Regions from separate parts of the Mus musculus genome. Here region 1 is linked to region 2. Evidence: chromatin loops called from intact Hi-C (ENCODE). Cell type or tissue: heart. All regions are shown on one strand. Each heading gives the region's core, and the rest is flanking DNA. Links, peaks and the distances in the headings are about the cores only.

Evidence for each region. A loop is a pair of places that touch in the nucleus more often than their neighbours do. Peaks named below come from ENCODE experiments on the same cell type or tissue, not always from the same donor. Only the 100,000 strongest peaks of a DNase experiment are listed, where the experiment ranks them.
Region 1: it touches region 2 in a loop (3-fold over the local background); 10 of 42 quality-filtered maps call a loop at or near these places.

Annotation. Positions count from the first base shown.
Region 1 is chr11:106,082,792-106,085,699 of GRCm38, forward strand. Map3k3 (mitogen-activated protein kinase kinase kinase 3) reads left to right here and starts at 1,796. Exons shown (of 16, transcript NM_011947.4): 1 at 1,796-2,142. The coding sequence starts at 2,139. In heart, for the core only: CTCF peaks have their summits at 1,456 and 2,347; DNase peaks (open chromatin) are centred at 1,550 and 2,220; H3K4me3 peaks cover 2,047 bases; H3K27ac peaks cover 2,004 bases.
Region 2 is chr11:106,133,539-106,136,446 of GRCm38, forward strand. All of the region lies in intron 6 of Map3k3 (mitogen-activated protein kinase kinase kinase 3), which reads left to right. Among named protein-coding and RNA genes, the nearest start is that of Gm10840, 24 kb to the right of the region's middle. In heart, for the core only: a CTCF peak has its summit at 1,780 (motif pointing left); DNase peaks (open chromatin) are centred at 1,253 and 1,853; H3K4me3 peaks cover 451 bases; H3K27ac peaks cover 965 bases.

The DNA.
Region 1 (2,908 bases), core at 127-2,626, 51 kb before region 2:
CAAACTCTGAAATCTGCCTGCCTCTGCCTCTACCTTCCAAGTGCTGGGATTAAAGGCGTTCACCATCATTACCCGGCATAAATTAGGGACTTAATCAAGTGAGAATATGAGACTTGAGAGTTTGAAGAAAAACGAGTTAGATACAGTGGCACAGGCCTTTAATTTTAATCCCAGTACTCAGGGGGTAGAGGCAGATAGATCTGTGAGTTTCAGACCAGACTACAAAGAAGTTCCAGGACTACAGAGAAACCCTGTCTCGGAAAACAAAAAAACAAAAAAACAAAAAAAAAAGTTCCAGGACAGTCTAGGTTAGAGACTCTGTCTCAAACAACAAACACCTCGTACACACACACACACACACACACACACACACACACACACGAGAGAGAGAGAGAGAGAGAGAGAGAGAGAGAGAGAGAGAGAGAGAGGACAATAAAGTTAATAGTATGGGTTGAGAGTGGGGATGAAGAAAAAGAATTGCGTAAGACACTCCTTAAGAGATCTGATACTCCAAAGCCACCTCCTAAGGTAAGTGTTTCTAAATGACAACTGAAAATGGCATCAGATTTTTCTGGAATCTGAAATATGTCATTGGAACTGTCTCCAGAGAAAGGGAAGCCACACTAACTGTGGTAGAGTTGGAATCTTAAGACTGGGTGTATGAATTATTGAAACAATGGAGGTTGAAAAAGTTAATCACAATGCTCTTTTGAAAGATCACACAGCCAGTACAATTGTTTTGAGACAATATTTAGTGGCACAGGAAGCACAAAAGTGTAAGCACACCAGAAAACAATATGAAGTTATTTTTTGTCTAACGTTGCATATCTAGGTAGGAAATAGATAAAACTATCTTCAGGGTAGGGCTTTTCTTTCTGTTTTCCTGCACTTTTAAGTTTTCTTTTAAAAACGTGTCTCGCTTTTATAATTCTAAGAGCAAAACTTGTCCAAAAGCAACTCTAGCAGAACTCAGAATGTGGGGACCCACATTCCAGCACTAGCCTAGCCTTTGAAGACGGAGTATCAGGTGTGGCCTCGGAGGTCTGAGACCCAGGGGGATGAGAGAAGTAACAAGACCATCCCCCTGCCTGTAAGCCGAGGCTACTCAGGGTATCGCGCAGCTCAAGTAGCCTGAAAGCATCGAGCCAAACCTTCCCTGCCCAATCCGCGCCAGACACTTTGCCCCAGCAGGGGCCGGACACCTCAGCACCTCGAGGTCGCCAACAACCGACAACCATAGGGCCGAAGGTTTTCTTTTTCTGAGGGCCTCTACAGAAGACGACTTTGCAAGGCGCCAGGCCGGGGTAGCCGCCGAGGGGAACGGCGCCAGCCCGCGCGCCCGCCGAGGGTTCCGCAACTGAGCAGAGGGTTGTGGGCGGAGCCTCAAGCCGGAGCAGTGATTGGAGCAGCCCACACCTTGGCCAGAGAGGCTGAGAGCGCCAGCTAGCGACACTCCGCGGCGGGTACTCAGCGCTCTCTCCGTGATTGGCTAGGCGCGAGAGGACGGGCGCTGTCTCAGTGATTGGCAGGCTCTAGCCAGCCCTCGGAAATCGCCTTGACTTCGCCCATTGGCATCCTGTGAGAGTAGGCGGGATTGGTCCGTCGTGATTAGCTGGCGGATGAGAGTGAGGGCGTTGGGAGAGAGCGGGGAGGAGGAGGCGGGAGTATCTGACTTCCTCCTGGTTATTGGCTGGTAATGAGAGTGGGGGTAGTGCCAAGGCCCAGCGGCTGCATGCGATTGGCAGATGCTGGCATGAGTGACAGGCTGCAAGGCTTGCTGCGCGCCCAGCGGTTTGTTTTTCGGAGCGTTCCTGAGGTGGAGAACAGTGGCCGGTCGGAGCGTCTTCTGGACTTCAGGACTCGCAGGCGGCCCGGTCGAGTGGCGCCGCCGAGGCCGGGTTGGGCCGAGCCTGGGAGCGCCGGGGATGTAGCGGGCCAACCTGCTCATGCCACAGCGCCCGGCCGCGGCCGGAGCCGGAGCCTGGGGAGGCGGCGGGGGCCCCGAGCGCAGCCCACGGCCCCCGCGCGGAGCCAGGCCCGCTGCCGTCCCCGCCGCCCGCTCCCCCGGCATGCAGCCCCGGCTGCGGAGGTGACACTTCTGGGCTGTAGTCGCCACCGCCGCCTCCGCCATCGCCACCATGGGTGAGTACCGCCACCGCCCCGGCCTGTGCCCGCGCTGCTTCGCGACGCCCCGCCCCAGGCTGAGGGGAGGAGGACCCTGGGCCGCCGCCTGACAAGGCATGGACAGTTCGCCGGGCCCGGGGCTGAGGATCGCGGACCGCTCGCCTCTCCGCGGTGCCTCGATCGGGGCGCCGTTCTGGCTACCTCCGGGGGTGCCCTACCGGCCAAACCCACTCGGCAACTCTCTTTCCGGGCATGCGGCCGGCGTATCCCGGGGAGGGGTCTGCGGGACCGAGGCCCGTCGGGCGGCCCACTGCGGTCCCCAGCGAGCTGGCGCGCGAGCTTGAGGGTGGGGGAGCCGGAGCTCAGTGTGGGGCCGGGGCTGGAGCCTGGTGCAGGCCCAGCTGCTGTTGTGTCTTTTCCTTGATTTGCTTTTTTTTTTTTTTTTTTTTCCTGCCTGTGTCATTTCCTTCCCTTTGCTCACACAGGCTGGCCTGTGAGTTCCCGGGGCTTTGCTCTGGAGCTCTGTGCGCTCTCCTGCGCGGGGGAGGGGGACGCGGGGGGAGGGTATGCGGGGCATCCACTGCGACGCTATTCGACGCGGATCCCTGTTAGCAATAGCAGGCTTGAGAAATGCGAGCTGCGCTCCTCGCAGATTACTGGAAGTTAAGAATCCTTGAGCGCTGAGGGTTATAACTCAAACCCTACTTTTGGAAAAACCCGGCTTTTATATTTATCCTGCGCTACCCCTGCAACTATGTAACTTTTTGAAAGAGGCATTCGGTAC
Region 2 (2,908 bases), core at 324-2,823:
ATGAATTTACCTCAAAGAATGAATAGCCTTGTGAAGAGATCATTAGAGAGACAGATGGAATTTCCCTATATGAGTCTATCCTTTATATCTTTGCCTATGGAAATTCAAGCACTGTTCCTCCATAATTTGCTGGGTGGTGCCCTGAAACTACATAGTCAAATCACAACTAATGTATTTATAGAAGGTACATTCTAATCCCTTTGTCCTAGTGTATCTTAAGAGCCTTTGCCTCTGTTACACCGTCTTCCCTCCCACCCCCAGTACAGGGGGTTGAACTCAAGACTCTAGCCATACTTATCAGCGCTCTACCTGAGCTATACCTTTCTTGCTTTTCCACTTTAATCCCATGGTCAGCAGGCCAGACTGCAACCCTGAAGATCAGTGGAGGCAATTGATCTTTTGAAGGTGTTTGGTGAAAGCTAGTGGCTTAAGGGGTGGGGTGGGGTGGTATTATACATACATATATATATATATATATATATATACACACACACACACACACAGCCTCTATCATCATACACATATACAGTATACCATATATATGATCAGAATATTTTAGAGATCTCAGCAAATGAGAGGAATAAGCTTCTAAAGAGAGGGAAGACAAATAGACCACAGATATGTGAACTTCAGCAGGAGGTGCTTTGTGGAATCTAGGACAGTAATGCCGTGAAAAGGAGAAAAATATCTACCTCCAAGTAGAGGGTGAGTTCAGATGAAGGGAAAAAGGGAAAAGCTGGAATCTTATTATAGCAATAGCTGGTAGCAGAAAGTCAAAACACTGCATAGTATAAACTTCCAGTCCCGGGACAAGAAACCATGATGGTTGAGGTGGTTTCTGCTATTACACATTGAGAAAATAAAATGGTCTCCTTCCTTCACTCCAGAGGTTCTTTTCTCCTCACAGTAAATTCTGTGATACTACGTAAGATTATAAAGTGTATGATGATAATACCTGCTTAAAAACTGAAACATAGGTTGCTGCTAGTGTCTGTGGGATAGAAAGGTTGAGAAGTATTTTTGTACAGCCTTATCCCCCATGTTAGCAGTTCAAGAAATGTTGCTTCCAGTTTTCTATTGAAGAAGAAGAAAAAAGATTAGATTACTGTCCTATCTCATCTGTCCCCTAAAAGAGAAAAGGATTTAGAATATCTCTTTGTACTTGCAGTGACCTGCACATTAACACTGACCCAAAGCCCTAGAACTCCCTGTGGAGGCAGCTTCCTGATTGCATCAGCTTCCTGATGAGGGTTCTCTGAGGAGAGTGAGAGGCTGCATTTCAGCCTCAGTCAGAATACAAACAGTTTCTGCTCGGCTTCTCTGGGTTAAAGAAACTAGCAGAGTGACATAATCTGGGACGAATTGTAACAGCTCATGCTTAAACCCTGGACTTCTCTTTCCATTTAGAATGCCTTCAGAGGAAGCTCTTCAGATAGGCTTCGGCGATGCTGCCTGGGCCTCTTGATGTGGCTAGAGCAGCACAGCCAGCCTGGAGTATCAGTAAAGGCTGTCCCCTGGGAGTCCCCCTCCCATCCCTTGCCATCCCTCCCACCAGCGTGCCCTCAAAGACTGTGGAGTCAGTTGTGCTTTGATAGTAGAGCTCTGCACCTTCTGGAGCTCTCCTGGGCATTGCTAGTAAATATGCTCAGCAGCATCATGGCCTGTCCGTCTCTCACTTGTTCTCAACGGTTGATGTGCCTCTCATTGACTCAGTTTTTGAAATGAAGATAAAAACAAAACTGAAAATACCCTGGAGCAGTCATGCTGCCTCCTGCTGTTTCCATTTGCTTCCTCTGATAGTCACTGGTCTGGGGAGACTTCCCTTTCCTGCTCCAGGCAGTGGGCCTGTGCACAATAGCCCCTGGCATGTCGCCCATCAGATAGCAAGGCTGGTTTTTTGTAGGCCACAGTGTGGATTGGAAAAAGTGAAAGTCTCTGGCTGGAAATAAAAGCTCAGAAAACCTTTGCTCTTACCCCACCCCCACCCCAGGCCCTCCAGGGTCTGCGGCAGTGGCCTTGTATACTAGATTGATCCCAACTGCCAAAGCCAGGGGGAATCAATCCCCTACTACTACTAATATCAATATCAAATATCACCAACAAGAAAGAGGGTTTTTTGTTTTTCTAATTAATCACTTATAAGAGACTTTTAAGTTTTGTTCTAGGTAAAATTATAGTCTCTTCTTATTCTAGAGCATCTTGGGTTCAAATGCTAGAAAAGAACCATTGTAATTTCTTTCAGAAAGAAGAGATTTAATATAGAATTCTGGATTATGGAACTAGTGAAAGTGAAAGAAGCAGACACACAGGAGGCAGGAGTCATCTTAGCATTTCTTTAGTCTTGCCTGTCCTGGAACTCACTCTGTAGACCAGGCTGACCTTGAACTGACAGAGATCCACCTGCCTCTGCCTCCTGAGTGCAGGGATTAAAGGTGTGCGCCATCACTGCCTGGCATCTTAGCTGATTTTATTGCTCTGTGAGTTGAGTTCACGGCAGAATATCCCTAAATTTATACTCAGAGCAGCTTTAGTTTCTATAGAGCTTTAAAATACCTAGATAAATTGTCTCCTGCAGGCTGCTGAGATCATTTCAATACCATGGCTCAGGTACTGACTTACTTCAGAACTGGTAGCTTTCACTCTGTGATGGAGTGGTTGAGACAGGAAGTACACAAAATTCTTTGCCTATTTTCAATACAATATTATAGCTTTATGTCAGCCCTCTATGTCCTTGGGTTGATGCTATTGGGCTTCTGGAGTTGCAAGGATAGTTTATTGAATATACACTCTAGGGGATATAGCTTAGACCTCAGAAGCTGAAAGCTACTACCTCTAACATTTCTTAGGGCCAGCTTATAAAGGCTAACACTGCAAAATCCACAGTGAGCTCATACACGGGTGCAGGAAG